2 separate regions of the Homo sapiens genome follow, and region 2 is linked to region 1. Evidence: read pairs that join two places in POLR2A ChIA-PET (ENCODE). Cell type or tissue: Panc1. All regions are shown on one strand. Each heading gives the region's core, and the rest is flanking DNA. Links, peaks and the distances in the headings are about the cores only.

Region 1 (11,753 bases), core at 1,850-9,849:
TTTACATTTCTAAATGGTTACATTTATATGTCCCTTGATATTTGGCCCTTTGGGAAAACATTTGCCAACCCCCAGCTCTAACCCAGTGTTTCTCAAAGGGGGCACTTTGGGTATATTTGAATGGGACGCTTCTCATTTCGTATGACTCTGTGATGTGATTATAGGAGAGTTAGCGTCCCCAGGCCCCAGGGGCTGGTCCCAGGAAGCATCTCCACACGTTCACAGTGGCTCTGGAGCTCTGGTGGGGACACAGGTGCCTCCCATGCCGAACACCAGGTTTCATTCATGAAGCATGTGTCCCTGTGGTGTTCACACCACCAAGCAGAACTTGGAAAGAACCCCCAAAATACAGAAGAAAAGGTGAGTCCCCTAGGCCATCACAGTAACAGATCACCTGTACCGCGCGTGTGCTGACCGCAGAGCCCGTCAAAGATGTTATGTTTCCTTTTTTCTGACCTCGGGGACTCGAGAGGTGAGTGCTTAGTTCTCCCAGAGGTACAGAGATTACGAAGGCTTATGGAGACAAGTAAGTTGCCAGACATCACACAGCCAGTGTCCTGGTGTCTTAACCTCAGCTTGTAGGTGCCATCCTGCTGAGACATCCAGCTTAGAGCTGCCATCCTCAGCTCTAAGCATCAGACATGCATCTCGTTTCTCCTGAAGGATTTCCTCCATCCTTGATATGTGCTTGTGGGGAGGGAGGATTTTCCACATGAAACTTGGCTTTCCTAGTAAGCATTGTCCCCCGTCCCCAGTTTAACTAAAACTGCAATTTGTGTTCTAATCAATTCAGATTAGAAGAAAGCAATAAAGAATTAAAAAACAATATTGCACCTTGGCCAATATTTGGTTTATGCTGTGATGTGTAAAGAGATGGATTTGTACATGTCGGGCGTGGTGGCTCACGCCTGTAATCCCAGCACTTTGGGAGGCCGAGGTAGGCGGATCACAAGGTCAGGAGTTCAAGACCAGCCTGGCCAATATGGTGAAACCCTCTCTCTACTAAAAAATACAAAAAATTACCCGGGTGTGGTGGCATGCACCCATAATCCCAGCTGCTCAGGAGGCTGAGGCAGGAGAATTGCTTGAACCCGGGAGGCAGAGGTTGCAGTGAGCCGAGATCACGCCACTGCACTGCAGCCTGGGTGACAGAGTAATACTCCATCTCAAAAAAAAAAAAGGAAAAGAAAAGAAATGGATTTGTACAGTGTTATCTTTAGTCTTTCTTTTAATCTGTTCTCAAGGTGGAGAAAATCAGAATTCTTTTGCGTAATGTTGATCTGATGGATATAAAGGTTGGATCAGTAGAGGAGTTTCAAGGACAAGAGTATCTGGTCATCATCATTTCGACCGTAGGTATCCCTGTTCTCCGTGGGGATGGACAGTCAGGTGCTTGCTGCCCTGGGGGTTCTGGGGGCTTCAGATCTAAAGGGGCAGAGGCTGATTCCCAGCCCAGAGAAGCAGCTGCAGGCGGAGACTCCCTAGGTCCAGGAGCCATTGTAAGCAGTGGCTGTGGGAAGGTCTTTTAAAACAATACTCAAAGACTAAGACACAGGAGAGTAAAGAGAAGGGACCCAGGAAGACATGGTGAATGCCTTGGAGAAGGAGGGACACGAAGTTGGAAGAACAGGCAGCTGAGGAGCAGAGAGTGGGAGGGCAGGTACCCGCAGGAGAGCCCCTAAGACCCCGCCATCCAGACAGCCGCAAGCGTGAGGGCTCCCTGTCTGCAGATGGAGTGCCGATGAGACCCACCCCTTTCTGCTGCCCTTCCTCCTCCCCCTTCTCCCCCTCCCCCCACCTCCTGTTTCTTTTTTTCTTTCTTTTTTTTTTTTTGAGATGGCGTCGCTCTGTCGCCCAGGCTGGAGTGCAGTGGCGCGATCTCGGCTCACTGCAAGCTCTGCCTCCCGGGTTCACGCCATTCTCCTGCCTCAGCCTCTCGAGTAGCTGGGACTACAGGCGCCCACCACCACGCCCAGCTAATTTTTTTTTTTTTGTATTTTTAGTAGAGACGGGGTTTCACCATGTTAGCCAAGATGGTCTCGATCTCCTGACCTCGTGATCCTCCCGCCTCGGCCTCCCAAAGGCTGGGATTACAGGCGTGAGCCACCGCGCCCGGCCTCCTGTTTCTTTTTGAACCAAAAATGAGGTCATTCTGCTATTTAACATTTTTAAATGTTTTTATATATCAAGAGTTTCTCTTCATGCCCCCCAAAAACTTCAAGTGCCATTTTTATTCATCTCTGTGTGCTTTTAGGTACGGTCAAATGAAGATAGATTTGAAGATGATCGATATTTTTTGGGTTTCTTGTCCAACTCAAAAAGATTTAATGTTGCAATCACCAGACCCAAAGCTTTGCTGATAGTGCTGGGAAACCCCCATGTTCTCGTTCGAGTGAGTTTTCAGGCACTGGGTGGGCTGTGATCACTTAAGGAGGGAGGGTCCGGGTCACTCGGGGTGAGACGTACGAGGCACCAGGAGACATGGGGCCTTCACTTGCTCTCACACCAGGCTAATTGTTATTGCCAACAGGACCCCTGTTTTGGTGCTTTGCTGGAATACAGTATTACAAACGGTGTTTACATGGGATGCGATTTACCTCCTGCACTGCAGTCTCTGCAAAAGTGAGCGCTTCTGCTGTCTTCCTCAAAGACAGGCTGGCTCTAGAACGTGCTCTAGCCTGCCCTCCCCTGCTCCCCTCACCCCCATCCACTTACCCACCTGCAGCCTTAGCCCTCTGCCGGCCACCGTCCTCACCTCATCCTGGGCTGCAGCAGCCACTGTTTCCTGGACATTTGGGGTCATGTCACCTTTCCCACATAGGCTAACAGGGTAAACTAAGTCCCCTTGTAAAACCCACATTGGGAAAAGAGTGCAGCTCCCAGCCCGCTGTGGGAGCCTGGCTCACTGGCCATCCGCTTCTCCTCTGTCTACAGCTGTGGCGAGGGGGTGGCAGACCCCTCCTACCCAGTGGTGCCAGAATCCACAGGACCAGAGAAGCATCAGGAGCCCAGCTGATCTGCAGTGGCTGACAGCAGGGAGGCCATGTGCTCAGCCTGGCCACGTTGCCGTTACAGTCTGCTCCGTGGCTCCTGTGGCCTGCCCTTGTCTCGCAGCCAGGCAGGGTCGTGTGTGGGTGTGGGGCTGCCAGGTTGGACGCAGCTGCTGCTGCCCTGACTTTGGCATATGCCAGCCTGTTCCTGCCACAGGGCAGTCACTGCCGCCTACCCTGAAATAAACCCTCGAGTGACCCCCAGAAGCCTTTCCACCTCGAGATGTGTGCCCGTGTCAGTGGTGACCAGGGTTTCATGTGGCCTCTCAGCCCTGCTGGCGCAGTTTTTGGAGATGGCTTGCTGTCCACTTCACCTGAACTAGCCGTGTGTCAGGCTCCAGGCAAGGCTGCCAGCTCCACTCAGCAGAGCGCCAGGGCCATGGACCAGGCATGCAGAGCCCACAGGGCCTGAGGCTCTACATGGGGCCAGGGTTGTGAGGGTGGCACTCAGGCCTGCCCTAGGCCCAGTGCTTCTGGGAGTTTGCAGCTGGGCGGGTTCCTGGGTGCAGGCCTGCACCCTAGGGGTACTGAGTTTAGGGGTCCTTAGAACACATCTCTGGGCCAGAAATAAAACACGTGGAGATGGGCAACGCACCTCAGGCCAGGAGGAGCAGAGCAGTGGCAGGAAGAACACTTGGGGTGAGCCCCGCACTGTCCTCAGCCTGGTGCAGGGTCTCAGTACAGCAGCCCGGCTGGAACACAGGACCCCCAGGCTCGGAGATGCCGCCTGCATACACCCAGGGCCCCAGAGGAGGCCAACACCGCTTTACGGGGGGTCTTACCTGGCCTATGCCCCCATCCCCACAGCGAGACACAGACCAGCAGCCGACTAGAAGGGTGCAGGCTTGGCCCACCTCAAAGTTTGGGAGCCTTGCCCTGCACCCTCCCCCACCCCCTCCCCCACGACTTGCTCCCAGGAAACAAATGCTCAGTGTCTCCACTTAGAGGTAGCGTCTGCTTGGCAAGCAGAAACCACTGTCTCCTGAAGGTCTCAAGACACCAGGGATCATGTCTGTTTACTAAACTTGTGGGTGATGCTAAGATCTGTGGTCACAACTCCAGGGAGTACTTGATGTAGGAGGAAGCACTTTCCAGACAGGCGGCGTCATGTCAGGGCCCAGGACTGCATGCGGCATCACCTGCTGTGGCTTCTGCATGAGTTGTGTTTAGGAACTGAAGGGTTTCTCCAGGCAGAGCTGTCATTGCTGTGCTAAGGGGTGCGTGGAGGCCCAGGCAGAGCCCCCATGCGTGGAGGCCGCTGTGCCCAGTGCTCCTGCAGCCAGCGTTTGCTGGACTCTCTCTGCAGAGCAGAAGTCCTAGGGCAAGGACCTCTCCATCCTGTCAACCCCAAATCGAAGGGATGCCCCCCACGGAGGCTGGGGACTTTTCTGACCCAGGTGAGGGGATCATTGGGGTCAGCCCTGACACTGAGAGGCCACCTCTCTGGGCTCAGTGACCTGGATGTCCTGGCAGGTGGGAGAGACGCAAGAAGCAGGTGTGGGGTCCACACTTGAGGGAGTGCTCTTGGGCAGAGACGTGGGGAGCCAGTGTTGAGGCTGGGCAGGTGTCCTCAGCTGGGGGACACCTCAGCAATGATCTGGCGTGTGCCCAGGGTGGCAGGAGACCAGGCGGGGTCATTCTATAAAGGACTCGGGGCACCTGTTTGCTGGTGCAAGAGTGGCAGGGAGGCTGTCAGGTGACAGGGAGGGAGGGGAAGAGAAGGAGGTCAGTGAGGAGGCTGCCCTGGAGGGGCCCAGGCTACAGGGAAGGCAGCACTGCTCAGCCAGCCATGAATCCCTGCAAAGCAAGGCAAGGGAAGCAAAGGCAAGTGGGGCCTGCAGGCAGGTGTCGTCTGCACAGGATTTGGGGCTTTTTTTAAGACAGGGTCTTGCTCTGTTGCCCAGGCTGGAGTGCAGTGGCACAATCATGGCTCACTGCGTCCTCAACCTCCCAGCCTCAGGTGATCCTCCCACCTCAGCCTCCCAAATAGCTGACACTACAGGTGTACGCCATCACACCTGGCTAATTTTCTGTAGAGACAGGGTTTCGCCATGTTGCCCAGGTTGGTCTCGATTTCCTGGGCTCAAGTGTTCCACCCACCTCAACCTCCCAAGTAGTTGAGATCACAGGCGTGTGCCACCACAGCTGGCTAATTTGTTTATTATTATTTGTAGAGACGGTCTTGCTATGTTGGCCAGGCTGCTACACAGAGGTCTTAAACTTTGGTGCTTGGAGTCCCCTAAATGAAACCTTAAGGGAGTGCATCTCTTCCCTCGTTTTTTTGGTTATCTAAGATTTTTCTTCTTCACATTTTAAACGTGCTTATGATGTAAGTCACAGCTTATTATAAATCTTGCCATTTCATTTATTTTTATTTTATTTTATTTTTTTTTTTATTTATTTTTTTTTTTTTTGAGACAGAGTCTTGCTCTGTCGCCCAGGCTGGAGTGCAGTGGTGCGATCTCGGCTCACTGCAAGCTCCACCTCCCGGGTTCACACCATTCTCCTGCCTCAGCCTCCCGAGTAGCTGGGACTACAGGCGCCTGCCACAACGCCCGGCTAATTTTTTGTATTTTTAGTAGAGACGGGGTTTCACCGTGTTAGCCAGGATGGTCTCCATCTCCTGACCTGGTGATCCACCTGCCTCGGCCTCCCAAAGTGCTGGGGTTACAGGCATGAGCCACCACGCCCGGCCCAAATCTTGCCATTTTCCTTTTCAGTGTATCCAGTGCAACAAAAAATGCCATTACAGTTTGATACCATCATCCACTTAGAGGACACCAGCAAGCTGTTCTTTCACAGCTAGAAAGTTTATTTCTTCTTTTCCTTGAACTCATATTTCTATTCCACTCCCCCCCATATTTGTATCCTAATGCAAAATGTGTTAGGTTTGAAAGGTGTGGGCATCACAAATATTTTCTGTTCCTCTCCTGGGCACAGAACGGGATTTCACCCCCACCTCCCTCACCACCACAGGTGTGTAAAGCCAGTGACATCGCTGATGCGAAGGCTCTGAAGGCAGAGGGCAGCTCACCCCCCACTCCCCACCGGACACCGGGGGCGAGGGCCGCCACGTGTCAGGCTGAGGATGGCGGGACAGAGCCCCCAGTCTCCCTGTGAGCAGTGTGTGGGGCCAAACAACCTGGGCTGTTGTTGACGTCTATTACTGTGGCATGGTCTGGCCTGTCCCTACCAAACACCAGTCTCAGCGCACCCTGACAAAATACAAGCACTGAGGCTTAACATGGGAACAATCTGGCCGATTGTTATTCTTACGATTATTATAAATACCCAATCAAAATGATACGCATACATTTCCAATTTTCATAATAAACAAAAATAAAATTGAGCTAGAAATGCTTTTTTTTTTTTGAGATGGAGTTTCATTCTGTCGCCCAGGCTGGAGGGCAGTGGTGCAATCTTGGCTCACTGCAACCTCCGCCTCCTGGATTCAAGCGATTCCCCTGCCTCAGCCTCCTGAGTAGCTGGGATTACAGGCATATGCCACCATGCCTGGCTAATTTTTGTATTTTTAGTCGAGACGTGGTTTCATCATGTTGGCCAGGCTGGTCTTGAACTCCTGACCTCAAGTGATCTGCCCACCTCAGCCTCCCAAAGTGCTGGGATTATAGGCGTGAGCCACCACACCTGGCCAGAAATGCATTATTATCCGTATGGGGCTTATTTGCAAATAGTTAATGTCATCATGGGAAGATATTACTTAGGGCGGAAATGAGACAGGTTGTCAGTTTTTTTTCCTGTTTTTCATCTTCATGGATATAGAAGCTCAGAAAGCTTGTTCGCTTAAAGAGAGAGATGGGAATACAAGCTTTGCACAGCACGCATCGTCTTCAAGATCCTTCCATGTGTTGAAATCTCATGTTAATGTATCACCAAGAGAAAGAAGCAGCTGCTCCCATAATACGGGATTTGGGAAGACTGTCCTCCAGTCTGGGCCACTGGAGTGTGAAGACCGCAGGGGTGGACCCTTCACTCCTGCCACACATCCTCCTGAGGAGGGTAACAGGCTGGGCGGCCAGGGTGTCATCATGGACCTTTGCTCACCGTTCCACTCACCGGGAATGAGGATGGCAGCCAAGTTGCCGAGTTTTGAGTCCAGGCCCTGGCTCTGCCACAGGCGTTCTTCTTGTCAAGCTCCCACCGCTTCCTCTGCGAGACAGTGACTGGCCAGTGGTGCTCAACAGGCAGGCAAGATCACACCCACTCATAACCATCGTTGTTCACTGAAAAGGTGCTGTGGCCCAGATGCTGCCCCAGGCAGGGGCGTAACATGCAAAACAAATGCAGTAGGTGCAGTGGCCCAAGCCTGCAGTCCCAGCGTGGCTCACGCCTGCAATCCCAGCATGGTCCACGTCTCCAGTCCCAGCGTGGCCCAAGCCTGCAATCCCAGCGTGGCCCACGCCTGCAATCCCAGCATGGCTCCTGCAATCCCAGCATGGCCCACGTCTCCAATCCCAGCGTGGCTCAAGCCTGCAATCCCAGCGTGGCCCACGCCTGCAATCCCAGCGTGGCTCACGCCTGCAATCCCAGCGTGGCTCAAGCCTGCAATCCCAGCGTGGCCCACGTCTCCAATCCCAGCGTGGCTCAAGCCTGCAATCCCAGCGTGGCCCACGTCTCCAATCCCAGCGTGGCTCAAGCCTGCAATCCCAGCGTGGCCCACGCCTGCAATCCCAGCGTGGCTCAAGCCTGCAATCCCAGCGTGGCCCACGTCTCCAATCCCAGCGTGGCTCAAGCCTGCAATCCCAGCGTGGCCCACATCTCCAATCCCAGCGTGGCCCACGTCTCCGATCCCAGCGTGGCTCAAGCCTGCAATCCCAGCGTGGCTCAAGCCTGCAATCCCAGCGTGGCCCACGCCTGCAATCCCAGCGTGGCTCACGCCTGCAGTCCCAGCGTGGCCCACGCCTGCAGTCCCAGCGTGGCCCACGCCTGCAGTCCCAGCGTGGCCCACATCTCCAGTCCCAGCGTGGCTCAAGCCTGCAATCCCAGCGTGGCCCACGTCTCCAGTCCCAGCGTGGCCCACGTCTCCAATCCCAGCGTGGCCCACGTCTCCAATCCCAGCGTGGCCCACGTCTCCAATCCCAGCGTGGCTCAAGCCTGCAATCCCAGCGTGGCTCACACCTGCAATCCCAGCGTGGCTCACGCCTGCAATCCCAGCGTGGCTCACGCCTGCAATCCCAGCGTGGCTCACGCCTGCAATCCCAGCATGGCTCATGCCTGCAGTCCCAGCGTGGCTCACACCTGTAATCCCATGCCTGCAATCCCAGCACTGTGGGAGGCCAAGGCTGGGTTGGGTGGGGGTGGGGGGATCAGGAGTTTGAGACCATCCTGGGCAATATAGTGAGACCCCGTTTCTACAGATAAAAAAATTTTAAGGCCAGGTGCAGTGGCTTATGCCTGTAATCCCAACACTTTGGGAGGCTGAGGCAGGAGGATCACTTGAGCCCAGGAATTCGAGACCAACCTAGGCAACATGGCGAAACCCCATCTCTCAAAAAAATTAGCCAGGTGTGGTGGTGCATGTCTGCAGTCCCAGCTACTCAGGAGGCTGAGGTGGGAGGATCCCTTGAGCCCAGGAGATGGAGGATGCAGTAAGCCAAGATCCCACCGCTGCACTCCAGGTTGGGCAACAGAGTGAGACCTTGTCTCAAAAGATAATAGTAAAAATTGCTGGGTGTGGTGGCTCATGCCTGTAATCCCAGCACTTTGGGAGGCTGAGGTGGGCAGATCATGAGGTCAGGAGATCGAGACCATCCTGGCTAACACGGTGAAACCCCGTCTCTACTAAAAACAAAATACAAAAAATTAGCTGGGCGTGGTGGCAGGTGCCTGTAGTCCCAGCTACTTGGGAGGCTGAGGCAGGAGAATTGTGTGAACCCGGGGGGTGGAGCTTGCAGTGAGCCGAGATCGCGCCACTGCACTCCAGCCTGGGCAACAGAGCAAGACTCTGTCTCAAAAAAATAATAATAATAGTAACAATTTTAAAAAGCTGGGCATGGTGGCGTGCATCTATAATGCCAGCTACTTGGGGGGTCAAGGTGGGGGGATTGCTTGAGCCCAGGAGTTCAGGGTTACAGTGAGCTCTGACCAGTGATGCAGTGCTCAGGGTTTGAAGAGAGCGTGCACACAAACCGCTAGAGATAAACTCAAAGCACCTGGAAGCTACACCCGCCCCCCCTTCCCCCCGAGAATGGCAGATACTAGAAGGTGGATAGGGCTGAGAGCTGGAAAGAAGACAGGGATGGTGAGAGCATGGACTGGCCGAGCACTTCTGGAAAGCATGGAGAGGCACCCATGCGAAAGCAGAAAGTGCATCTGGAAAACAAAGGCAGCCACCCAGCAGCCACACTCGGGTCGCTCGGAGGGGCTGGAACTCACTGCACTGGGTTATCTGGGAGTGACTGAGTTGTCGGGGAGGGGGGGTGACTTGGTTATGTGAGGGGTGGCTGGGTTCTCTGGGGTGATGGTTATCTGGGGGTGACTGGGTTATACGGGATGGGTTATCTGAGGGGTGCCTCGGTTATCTAGGAGATGACTGGTTTATCTGGTTACCTGAAGGGTGACTTGGTTATTTGGGGATGATGATTTTATCTGGGATGACTGAGTTATCTGGGGGTGACTGAGTTATCGGGTGAATAGGTTATGTGAGAGGTGACTGGGTTATTTGGGGTGACTGGTTTATCTGGCAGTGACTGGGTTATCTGGGGTGAATAGGTTATGTGAGGGGTGCCCGGGTTATTTGGGGTGATTGGTTTATCTGGCAGTGACTGGGTTATCTGGGGTGAATAGGTTATGTGAGGGGTGCCCGGGTTATTTGGGGTGATTGTTTATCTGGCAGTGACTGGGTTATCTGGGGTGAAAGGTTATGTGAGAGGTGACTGGGTTATTTGGGAGGTGACTGGTTTATCTGGCAGTGACTGGGTTATCTGGGTTGAATAGGTTATGTGAGAGGTGACTGGGTTATTTGGGAGGTGACTGGTTTATCTGGCAGTGACTGGGTTATCTGGGGTGAATAGGTTATGTGAGAGGTGACTGGGTTATTTGGGAGGTGACTGGTTTATCTGGCAGTGACTGAGTTATCGGGTGAATAGGTTATGTGAGAGGTGACCGGGTTATTTGGGAGGTGACTGGTTTATCTGGCAGTGACTGGGTTATCTGGGGTGAATAGATTATGTGAGGGGTGCCCGGGTTATTTGGGGTGATTGGTTTATCTGGCAGTGACTGGGTTATCTGGGGTGAATAGGTTATGTGAGGGGTGCCCGGGTTATTTGGGAGGTGACTGGTTTATCTGGCAGTGACTGGGTTATCTGGGGTGAATAGATTATGTGAGGGGTGCCTGGGTTATTTGGGGTGATTGGTTTATCTGGCAGTGACTGGGTTATCTGGGGTGAATAGGTTATGTGAGAGGTGACTGGGTTATTTGGGAGGTGACTGGTTTATCTGGCAGTGACTGGGTTATCTGGTAGGGGTGACTGTTATCGGGGGGTGAGTTGGTTTATCTGGGGTGCCTGGGTTGTCAGGGTGACTGGGTTATCTGCCAGGGCTGATTTATCTGGAGGTGCCTGGGTTATTTGGGGTGACTGGGTTTATCTGGGGTGACTGGGTGGTTGGGTGCTGGGATTGGATGTAGCTGAACTGCCTGCCTCAGGATGAAGTTTGCTGGAAGTCAGGGGCTGGCATCCCTCAGAAAACATGCAAGGATCTTTAAAAACGCAGACGGCGTGAAAGCTCAAAGCAGACACATCCCCTACGCAGCCCAGGGAGGCAGGGGGACCTCCTGGTTTGCTCACAGCAGTGGCCGGGCCTGTGAACACGGGCTCAAAATACATTTTTGGAATGAATTATTGAATGAACTTAAAACTCCAATCACACTAAATCTTTTATATGAAAGATCGTGCACGTTCGTCCTGGTATAGTGGGAAGGGGACCTGCACGAGGGAAAACGGCTGCCTCGAAGAGGCAGGGACCACGCGGGATGCGCCCGCGTCTGAAGCCAGACCCCCGGCTCCCCGAGGGAGAACAGGACGGAGGGCGGGGCTGTGGGGAGCGGAGGGAATGAAGGTCAGGGAGGCGGCGGGGACCCCCTGAGCTGGCACAGGCCCCGGGAACGTCTGTGGAACAGGGGACGGGATGGGGCGTGGGGGAAGGAGGTGCGGGCTGCAGGAGCGGGGGTGATGGGGTCACTCACGGCGGCGGGACTGGGGGTACTGGGTGGGGGGGTCGGGTGGGGCCGGGGCTGCAGTGGAGGGTGTGGGGCGGGGAGATGCCCTCATTGCCCGCGCACTGGCGCCCGAGCCCAGAGAAGAGAGCGCCGGCTTCCCCGCCAGTGGCCGCAGCACCCCAGGAGCGCGGGAACCTCCGGACCCACAGCGGGGCGCGGCCGGGGCAGGTGGGGGGCCCAGGCGAGGAAGCCCCCTCTGCGCCCTGGGCTGGGCGAAGGGCCCTGCGATGCGACGGGGGCAGCCCCAGCGCGCGCCCAGTCCTCACGTCGCCACCGAGCGGCGCCCCCGCCCCAGCCCGGAGCCCCGCAGGGCCGCCCCCACCCCTGCCCACCCTCCCGCGGGCCGGGGCAGCCCCCCGCCAGCCACCCCGCGTTCCCAGGAAGAGGGACCGGTCATTACTCATTCATGTCCTTTCATTTCATTTCAATATTTTCTGCAAAGTCATCGCCCGCGCCGCATCTGC
Region 2 (9,506 bases), core at 1-8,000, 96 kb before region 1:
CGCACGCACTGGATGGCGGTGCCCGTGTTGAGGCCGGCCTGCAGCAGGAGCACTAGCAGCAGCAGCAGCAGCAGCACATCGTAGGATGGCTGCAGGCGGAAGGAGGTGTGAGCAGAGTGGCCCAGCCGCCCTCCAGCCCAGGAGACCAAAGCTCCCTCGTGCCCACGGCCTTCACAAAGAGCAGGTGCCAGGGCTCGAGTCGGAGCCCCAGTAACCCAAACGCATTGCTATTTCAACAACCTGATGATAATCATTCTAGCTCAATTAATGAGGTCAATTCTGCTTTAAATTCCATCAGCTTGTGTTCAACATACAGGAATAAAAGTGACCGAGCCACTGCCAGGCCCCGTGGACAGTGCTGGCTGCTAGTGGTCAAGTCGCTCCACCCCTCCTGCTCCAACACGCGCAAGGCTCAGTCCCAGAGCCAGAGAGAATGTCCGCGGGAGGCAGAAGCGCTGACCGTTCCGTGTCAGCAGGATCCTGAGCGGAGGAGACAGGGGGCAGCCGTCCTGGGGGGATGGGGTGCACAGACCCCCAACAGCTTCACCCCTGAGCACCAGCTGCTAGGAAGGAAGGGGCAGGAGGCAGCGCGGTGAGCTCGGCAGGGAAGAGGATGGAGGGAGCGGCCGAGGATGCAGGGGGCCAGAGAGTGACCACGGAGCACCCAAAACCCTCTGTGCCCATGGATAGCTTTCCCGTGTTGGCTCAAGAAAAACAAAGCAACTAAATGTTAACACACAAAAGAGCCAAACATCTATCCAATGTCACTGCTACAAAAAGTAAGAGAAGAAACAGAACGAACAGCTCTTCTCAAGTTAACATAAAACTTTTTTTTGCGACAGTCTCCCTCTGTCACCCAGGCTGGCGTGCAGTGGCGCGATCTCGGCTCGCTGCAACCTCTACATCCCAGGTTCAAGCGATTCTCCTGCCTCAACCTCGCCAGTAGCTGGGATTACAGGTACCCGCCACCACGCCCAGCTAATTTTCGTAGTTTTAGTAGAGACGGGGTTTCACCATGTTAGCCAGGCTGGTCTCCTAACCTCAGGTGATCTGCCTGCTTCGGCCTCCCAAACTGCTGGGATTACAGGCATGTGCCACTACGCCCGGCCTGGATTTTAAGTAATTATTAGAAAGTCTGGTACTTGTGTTCCCAGCTGGAGTTTACCCTGGAGGATGGTAAAGGCATGGGCCCCATGTGGTCTTTGCTCTTCGGTTGTTGAGACACCATTTATTGCAAAGCCTATGCTTTCCTCAGTCTCAAAAAAAAAAAATCCAGAGCCATTAAAGAAAATATTAATCAACTTAACTATTTAAAAAAATAGCTTTCACATAACAAAAATCACAACAAGCAGAACAAGAAATAGCCGCCAGGCTGAGACCACCATTTGTATCCTCCATCACAGATGGAGCTGGTCTCCCCCGGCACCAGGGTTAGCGGAAAATGGTCAGGAGACATGAGCAGAGTCCACTGAAAAAGCAATGCAGACGTCCTCATGCTTTGTAAGAGGTCCTCGTCCTCACCCACATTGAGACGGAGGTGCTCCCACCCGTGTCACCGAACTCCAGCGTGACACCCTCTGTGGGGGGCTGTGGAGAAGTGAGCACCTTCACGCCATTGGCAGGAGGGAAGGTGGACGGCCCCCATTGAGGAGGTCGCCGAGATTTATCAGCATGACAGCTGCACCTACCCTCTACCCAGCAGTCTCTCTCCTAGCTGGATATCCTAAAGATGCGCTGAGGATTCAAAAGGAAGATGCGTGCAGGTTGTTCACGGAGGAGTTATTTATAGTAGCAGACGGTTGGAAATAACTCAGTTTCCATCACTAGGGACTGGCTGGGTTGACCGGGCAGTCAGGAGCGATGAAGGAATTCAGAAGAGCTCTGATCCCCTTGGGTATCGAGAAAACACCAGGATAAATTATTAAGTTTAAAAAAACAAGCAAGGGGCTGGGCACGGTGGCAGAAGCCTCCTCATCCCAGCACTTTGGGAGGCCAAGGTGGGCGGATCGCTTGAGCCCAGGAGCTCATGACCAGCTCAGGCGACAGAGTGAGACCCTGTCTCTGAAAAATAAAATAAGTAAATACATAATTAAAAAGCGAGGTACATGGCTGGGCACAGTGGCTCACGTCTGTAATCCCAGCACTTCGGGAGGCCAAGGTGGGCGGATCGCTTCAGCCCAGGAGCTCATGACCAGCCCGGGCAACAGAGTGAGACCCTGTCTCTGAAAAATAAAATAAATAAATACATAACTAAAAAGCGAGGTATATGGCTGGGCACGGTGGCTCACGTCTGTAATCCTAGCACTTTGGGAGGCCGAGACAGGCAGATCACTTAAGGTCAGGAGTTCAAGACCAGCCTGGCCAACATAGTGAAACCCTGTCTCTGCTAAAAGTACAAAAATTAGCCGGGTGTGTTGGCATATGCCTGTAATCCCAGATGCTCCGGAGGCTGAGGCAGGAGAATCACTTGAACCCAGGAGGCAGAGGTTGCAGTGAGCCAAGACTGTGCCACTGCACTCCAGCCTGGGAGACAGAGTGAGACTCTATCTTAAAAAAAAAAAAATGGCAAGGTACAGAATAGTGATTCTAGTATACAAGCTATTTTGTAAGAAAGAAAAAAAAATTATCATCTGGTTGCCCATAAGAGGAGCAGGTCAGTCAGGCATGAGACCACAGCTTTTCTGAGCTCGTCTTTTATAGTTTGGCTTTTGAACCACATAAATATTTTATATATTCAAAAAATACCATTTTAAAAAGAAAAAAAGCACCAAGCCCTAAAATGGAATACAACCAGAGGCCATTAAACTTAATGGGGTATCGAACCCAGAGGATAACCCCACACAGAAAGGGGCCGACTTCGATGGCGTGTGGCCGTCCCCTGCTAGCAGAATGCATGCTGAAGATAAAAGGGAAGCCTCAGGCTCACTCAGGAGATGGCCCCTGGGTGGTAATATTGTCTCTTGTAATCGTGAACAATTATATGCATATTGTAAGACAACATGAAGTAGGAGATATATTAAATGTCACAGGAAACAAAATAATTGGAGTAGGAGTGGGTGAAGCAAACACAAGAGAAGTGAAGAAAAAACCCTGGGCCGGGTGTTGTAGCTCACTCCTGTAATCCCAGCACCTGTGGGAGGCCGAGGACGCTATCCCCCTTCAGACAGTGACTCCATGCCCCCATCAGACAGTGACTCCATCCCCCATCAGACAGTGACTCCATTACCCCATTAGACAGTGACTCCATCCCCCGTCAGACAGTGACTCCATCCCCCGTCAGACAGTGACTCCATCCCCCGTCAGGCAGTGACTCTATCCCCTGTCAGGCAGTGACTCCATCCCCCGTCAGGCAGTGACTCCATCCCCCCATCAGGCAGTGACTCTATCCCCTGTCAGGCAGTGACTCCATCCCCCTGTCAGGCAGTGACTCCATCCCCCCATCAGGCAGTGACTCCATCCCCCCGTCAGGCAGTGACTCCATCCCCCGTCAGGCAGTGACTCCATCCCCCATCAGTGACTCCATCCCCCATCAGACAGTGACTCCATCCCCCATCAGACAGTGACTCCATCCCCCATCAGGCAGTGACCCCATCCTCCATCAGACAGTGACTCCATCCATCCATCAGACAGTGACTCCATCCATCCATCAGACAGTGACTCCATCCCCCATCAGACAGTGACTCCATCCCCCATCAGACAGTGACTCCATCCCCCATCAGACAGTGACTCCATCCCCCCATCAGGCAGTGACTCCATTCCCCATCAGCACACGCATGTTGACCTGGAGCAAACAGCTTAATACAGGTCTTCTAATGATTTGGGTGCAAAACCACTTATACTGGAAAAAAAAAAACAAAAAAACAAAAAAACACTAGGTATCTAAGAAATACATCTAGCTACACGTGCCTGAGCCTCAGAAGTCGTGTTGGAGATAAGCTCCTACTGGGTCAGCTCAAAGTAACAGGACTTTGAATTCTCCTTAAATTCACCTGTTAAACTCAATGCAGTTCTGATGCAAATCCGAAAAGCATGTCTCATAAACCCAGGACAGATTCTAAAATGGGCTCAGGGACAGAGTGGGTCCCAGGTCCCTGTGAAGCAGGTGGTGGCCCCAGATACAGGGCGGAATCGAGGCCCCGAGGCCCTGGGGCCAGGCTGGCATTGGGGAGCACGGTCACCGCTGCCCAGGAACAGCGGAGGAGGTGCCTCCTGGAGCTGTCCCTGGAGCCAGCGCCCCCAGAGTCCCAGGCAAAGCCAGCAAGGGCCAGGCCAACACGCAGAGCACCACATGTCTGGGGGGCTCTGAAATAAAATACAACTCACTTTTATGGCTGGCGGGTAATCCTTAAACATCTCCACGATTCTCATGATGCTGAATGACAGATATCCAGAGGCTGTGAACAGCAGCGGAGACGTGAGGCTGCTTATGGCAATCAGGACCTCCACCTGGAAAAAAAGCGCGGGTTGCAGGACCACGGCCGGAGCCTGGGAGCCCAGGACAGCGGGCGTGGCCAGGGCTGGGGGGGCGGGCATGGCCGGGCACTCATGGGCATAGTCCCAAGCTGGTTCCCTGCATGACTCCTGCTGAAACCTCTGCCTTTTCTTTTTTCTTTTTCTTTTTTTTTTTTTTTTTTTTTGAGACAAGTCTCGCTGTGTCGCCAGGCTGGAATGCAGTGGCATGATCTTGGCTCACTGTAACCTCCGCCTCCCGGGTTCAAGTGATTCTCCTGCCTCAGCCTCCCGAGTAGCTGGGATTACAGGCGCCCGCCACCACACCCAGCTAATTTTTGTATTTTTAGTAGAGACCGTGTTTTGCCACGTTGGTCAGGCTGGTCTTGAACTCCTGACCTCAGGTGATCCACCCACCTCGGCCTCCCAAAGTGCTGTGATTACAGGCATGAGCCACCGCGCCCGGCCTGCCTTTCTTTCTTTTTTGAGAGGCAGCCTAGCTGTGTAGCCCAGGCAGGAGTGCGGTGGCACAATCTCTGATCACTGCAACCTCTGCCTCCTGGGTTCAAGCAATTCTCCCGCCTCGGCCTCTTGAGTAGCTGGGATTACAGACATGCGCCACCACACCTGGCTAATTGTTTTGTATTTTTAGTAGAGACAGGGTTTCACCATATTGTCAGGCTGGTCTTCAACTCCTGACCTTGTGATCCACCCACCTTGGCCTCCCAAAGTGCTGAGATTACAGGCATGAGCAGCCTGCCTTTTCATTCACAGCACAGTGCCACAAGTTTTGAAATACTTACCATCTAGGCAAGGTGGCTCACATCTGTAATCCAAGCACTTTGGGAGGCCGAGGAGGGCGGATCACCTGAGGTCACGAGTTCGAGACCAGCCTGGCCAACATGGTGAAACCCCCATCTCTACTAAAGATACAAAAACTAAGCGGGTGTGGTGGCGCATGCCTGTAGTCCCAGCTACTTGGGAGGCTGAGGCAGGAGAATCGCTTGAACCCGGGAGGCAGAGGTTACAATGAGCTGAGATCGTACCACTGCACTCCAGCCTGGGTGACAGAGCAAGACTCTGTCTCAAACAAACAAAACCAAGAAACAAAAAACATTTACCTGCAATTCTCCACTCTTGAAAAAATAGCCCTTCCGCATGGGTCACCTCCTTCACTGCTCTGAAGTCTGTCCTTTTAACCCACCCCAAATCTTCCTGTTTGACCCATCAAGTCTCAGAGACAGCCTTCACTCATGCCAAGCATGGGCAGTCACCTTGCAAAGCACTCAGGGTCCACATTTTGGCAGCAGTCATTAACGATCGACCAGTTCAATTGTTTGCGGTCAGTTTGTGGCAGTTTCGGCCGGGCGTGGTGGCTCACACCGGTAATCCCAGCACTTTGGGAGGTTGAGGTGAGTGGATCACCTGAGGTCAGGAGTTCGAGACCAGCCTGGCCAACATGGTGAAACCCCGTCTCTACTAAAAATACAAAAATTAGCCGGGCATGGTGGCAGGCGCCTATAATCCCAGCTACTCAGGAGGCTGAGGCAAGAGAATCACTTGAACCCGGGAGGCGGAGGTTGCAGTGAGCCAAGATCGTGCCATTGCACTCCAGCCTGGGGGACAAGAGCGAGACTGCATCTCAAAAAAGAAAAAAAAACAATCGACCAGCCTTAGGAGGTGCAGATGATGCTCAGACACTGGTCTCCTTCCAAGGGTTAGGCACAGAGAGCGCTTCCAGTGTCTACACCACCTTGTTCAGGTCTGCCTGTCCCTGAGAACAGTCCCTGCTGAGCGGGCCAGCCTCCACCTCCCACAACCCCACCTTCCTCATTGTGCAGGCCCTGCAGCCCAGTCACTGCGCTCTCTTGGGCTGGAGCCTGGTCACATGGCACCAAGGGAGGGCTAGGCCAGGCCCTGGCCCCGCTCGGTGGGTCCCTGGCACCCAGGGCTGAGGGGTTCACCCACCAGACACTTGCTGGGACACTCTGCTGCCACATGACTGGCAATGGCACTTGGAAAGCACTAAGAGAAAAGAAAAAGGAAAGATTTTAGAGGAAATAGTCGAAGAAGTCGAATTCCAAACATGTGCCCTCCCACCAGTGACCCCTCCATGCAGGCTGCCTGGCTGGCTTGCTGTGGGGGGCAGGGGGGATGGTGCAGTGCCCAAAGGCGCAGCTGGGGCAGGGACGGGTCCGCAGGGAAGCAGGGGTAGCCTCTCAGAGGTTTTGTGTGCTCTCTGTTCCTCAACCATTGGTTTAAAATTTTAAGCCTGTAGAAAAGCTGCAAGAGCAGTGGAGGGGGCATCTGAGGCCCCAAAATCACCAGAGTCCTTGACATTCATATCTGTGCTCTCTCCAGCTCTCCCAGATAGCCTGATGCCTGAACACCTGAGAGTGCTGGCTGAGCCCAGGGCACACTCTTGCACACACCCAAAGCAGGACCACGCTCGAGAGACTCCACGTGGGGCCGATGTGGTCCATGCCCAGATTCTTCCAGTTGTCCTCATCATGTTCTTTCTTTTTAATTTTTTAATAATTTTTCTTTCTTCTTCTCCTTTTTTTTTTTAAGATGGAGTCTTGCTCTGTCACCCAGGCTGGAGTACGGTGGCGCGATCTTGACTCACTGCAACCTCCACCTCCCAGGTTCAAGCCTCCTGAGTAGCTGGGATTATAGGCACCCACCACTACACCAGGCTAATGTTTGTATTTTTAGTAGAGACGGGGTTTCGCCTTGTTGGCCAGGCTGGTCTCGAACTCCTGACCTCAGGTGATCCGCCCGCCTCGGCCTCCCAAAGTGCTGGGATTACAGGCATGAGCCACCGCACCTGGCCCTGGTCATGTTATTTCTAGAGCTGTTTGTTTGTTTGCTCCTGATCCGGATTCGGTCTGCCATTGAGCTCGTAGTCTCCTTGTGGGTCCCTGTTAATCGGGGAGTCCCTCAGCCTCTGTCACCTCCGTTACCTGGTCGCTTCTGGGGGGTGCAGCCCATCAGCTGCAGTCGGGCCTCCGTGTGGGACAGGATTTCCTCATGATGAGCCTTGGGGAGCCTCGGAGGAGACTCTGCAGTGCCCCAGGGTGTGGACTGCCCCTTCCTGATGACGCTGACTTGACTCACTGGGTTAGGGGGATCTGTAGGTTCCTCTGTTGGATGGGCACCTCTTCCTTTTTATAACCAAGAAATGCCCTTTTCCCACTTATTGTGAGGAGCCTGCCTTAGTTCCGCACAATGTAGGCAGAGGGAGGATGCATGCTCTTCATCCTCTTCATCTCCCCGAAGGTGTCCAGGTGCCAGCACCCCAGCCCGGCCTGCTGGGGAGGGGGCTGCATCAGCCAGGGGCTGTGGTGAGAGGGTGGGCAGGACAGAGATGGGCTCCGAGCAGGGGAGCCTGGGCAGCAGGGAGAAGACTGGGGAGCTGAGGGGCTGCCAGTGCAAAGGCCCCAAGCCAGCTGCTGAGGTGGGTGTGGCCCTGGCCAGGGAGGCTGAGGTGTCAATACAGGGGTCTCTCCTGGGCTTGGTGCTTCTGAAAGGGCCTTCTAGCTGTAAGCAGCAGTGAGGGCACAGGAAGGGATGGTGGCTTCAGGGTGGCCTATTCAGGGCCCCAGTGAGCCATGGGAGGGCGGGAGTTTCCCCGTTCACCCAGCATGGCCACTCCGGCCCCTGCCCTAGAGGGCCAGGAAGCTCAGCCATAGGGGCTGGGGCAGCTCAATCAAGGGCCCTGCCCTGGAAGGGTCCAGGCCTGCAGCCCAGCCCCCAACTCCAGCCCCGAGCACCTGCCTCCAGCCCATGGTGCAGGGCCTGGGCCCCTCTGCCGCACCCAGGCCAGACTCAGGCAGGTGGAGCTGGGTCCCTCACCACGCATGCCTCAGCGCTCTCCTCTCCTCCTGGGGTCTCCTGCCCTGAAGAGAGGGTTGGGAGTGTGGGTGGATTTAGGGGCGCCCAGGGGGCAGCACCTGATGGGCAGGGGGTGCTCTCCGGGAAGATGGAGAGAGCAGAGCCACCCCCGAGGCAGGAGGGGTCTGCGGGATGGGAGGGGCCTCTGTGATGAGGGCTGACTGCAGGGACAGGGAAGGGGGTAGGGCAAGTGCCTTTCATTCTCAACTTTTTGGAGGTATGTGGTCTCTGTCCTCCCTCAGCTTCGGGATGTAATCCCTGCGTTTCAGACCCCAGGGTCAGTTGTACACACCTGCAGGCGTCATTCTCTCTGTCACAGACCCGCTTGGGTGGGCACCCATGTGAGTTCTCTGTCTCAGTAGCTGGGCCTGGTCCTACCCCTTCCGGGGGTGTGGCTCTATCCCAGCTCGGTCCTGCCTGGGTCTCTTTCCCTCTCTGAGCGCCTCAGCAGCCCACTAGGTCGGGCACTGGTGCCCTGGGGGCATTGCTCTGTGCCTACTCGCCCCCACAGGGAGCTGAAACACAGCTGCTGCCAATGGGATGTGTCCACCTGGCAGGCGTGGGCCCCTTCTCGGCAGTCCACCCGGCCACACCGTTCCCGGGCAGGCGTGGGCCCCTTCTCCGCAGTCCACCCGGCCATACCATTCCCGGGCAGGCGTGGGCCCCTTCTCGGCAGTCCACCTGGCCATACTGCTCCCAGGCAGGCATGGGCCTCGGCAGCTTCAGGAAGAGCCCCACTGCTGCCCAGGAGGAGCCTGTAGCTGATGCTGGGTGCTCACCATTCCTGCTCATGTACATAAGAGAGCAGGGGCAAAATCTAAAAGTCCACACAGCATGAGACAAACCAGGGGCTGGCCGTCAACACCGGTGTGCAGGCCACTACGCGGCAAGGTGCTGAGAACCTCGTGGGGTCTGCGTCCGGAGGCAGGTGGGTGGTGGCTCTGGGTGGGCTACAGGCTGTGAGGGGATCTGGGGTGTGGAGGGGTTGCTCTAGACTCACTGTTCTGAGGGAACACACCTGTAATCCCAGCACTTTTGGGGGCCGAGGCAGGCAGATCACTTGAGGTCAGGAGTTCAAGACCAGCCTGGCCAACATGGCAAAACCCGGTCTCTACTAAAAATACAAAAAAATTAGCTGGGCATGGTGGTCCACGCCTGTAATC

What was found. Peaks named below come from ENCODE experiments on the same cell type or tissue, not always from the same donor. Only the 100,000 strongest peaks of a DNase experiment are listed, where the experiment ranks them.
Region 2: POLR2A ChIA-PET joins it to region 1 with 15 read pairs; 2 of 35 experiments call an interaction of 5 or more read pairs at or near these places.

The regions. Positions count from the first base shown.
Region 1 is chr22:50,158,434-50,170,186 of GRCh38, forward strand. It overlaps MOV10L1 (Mov10 like RNA helicase 1), which reads left to right. Exons shown (of 27, transcript NM_018995.3): 24 at 1,245-1,352; 25 at 2,255-2,392; 26 at 2,531-2,622; 27 at 2,935-3,254. The coding sequence ends at 3,016. Among named protein-coding and RNA genes, the nearest start is that of PANX2, 6.4 kb to the right of the region's middle. RefSeq lists an enhancer at 7,255-7,806 and a silencer at 11,472-11,531. In Panc1, for the core only: no CTCF peak of the experiment used is centred there; no DNase peak of the experiment used is centred there.
Region 2 is chr22:50,064,110-50,073,615 of GRCh38, forward strand. MLC1 (modulator of VRAC current 1) reads right to left here. Exons shown (of 12, transcript NM_015166.4): 9 at 6,418-6,474; 10 at 4,324-4,446; 11 at 1-89. Among named protein-coding and RNA genes, the nearest start is that of TTLL8, 11 kb to the left of the region's middle. RefSeq lists enhancers at 7,708-8,590, 8,591-9,472. In Panc1, for the core only: no CTCF peak of the experiment used is centred there; a DNase peak (open chromatin) is centred at 3,291.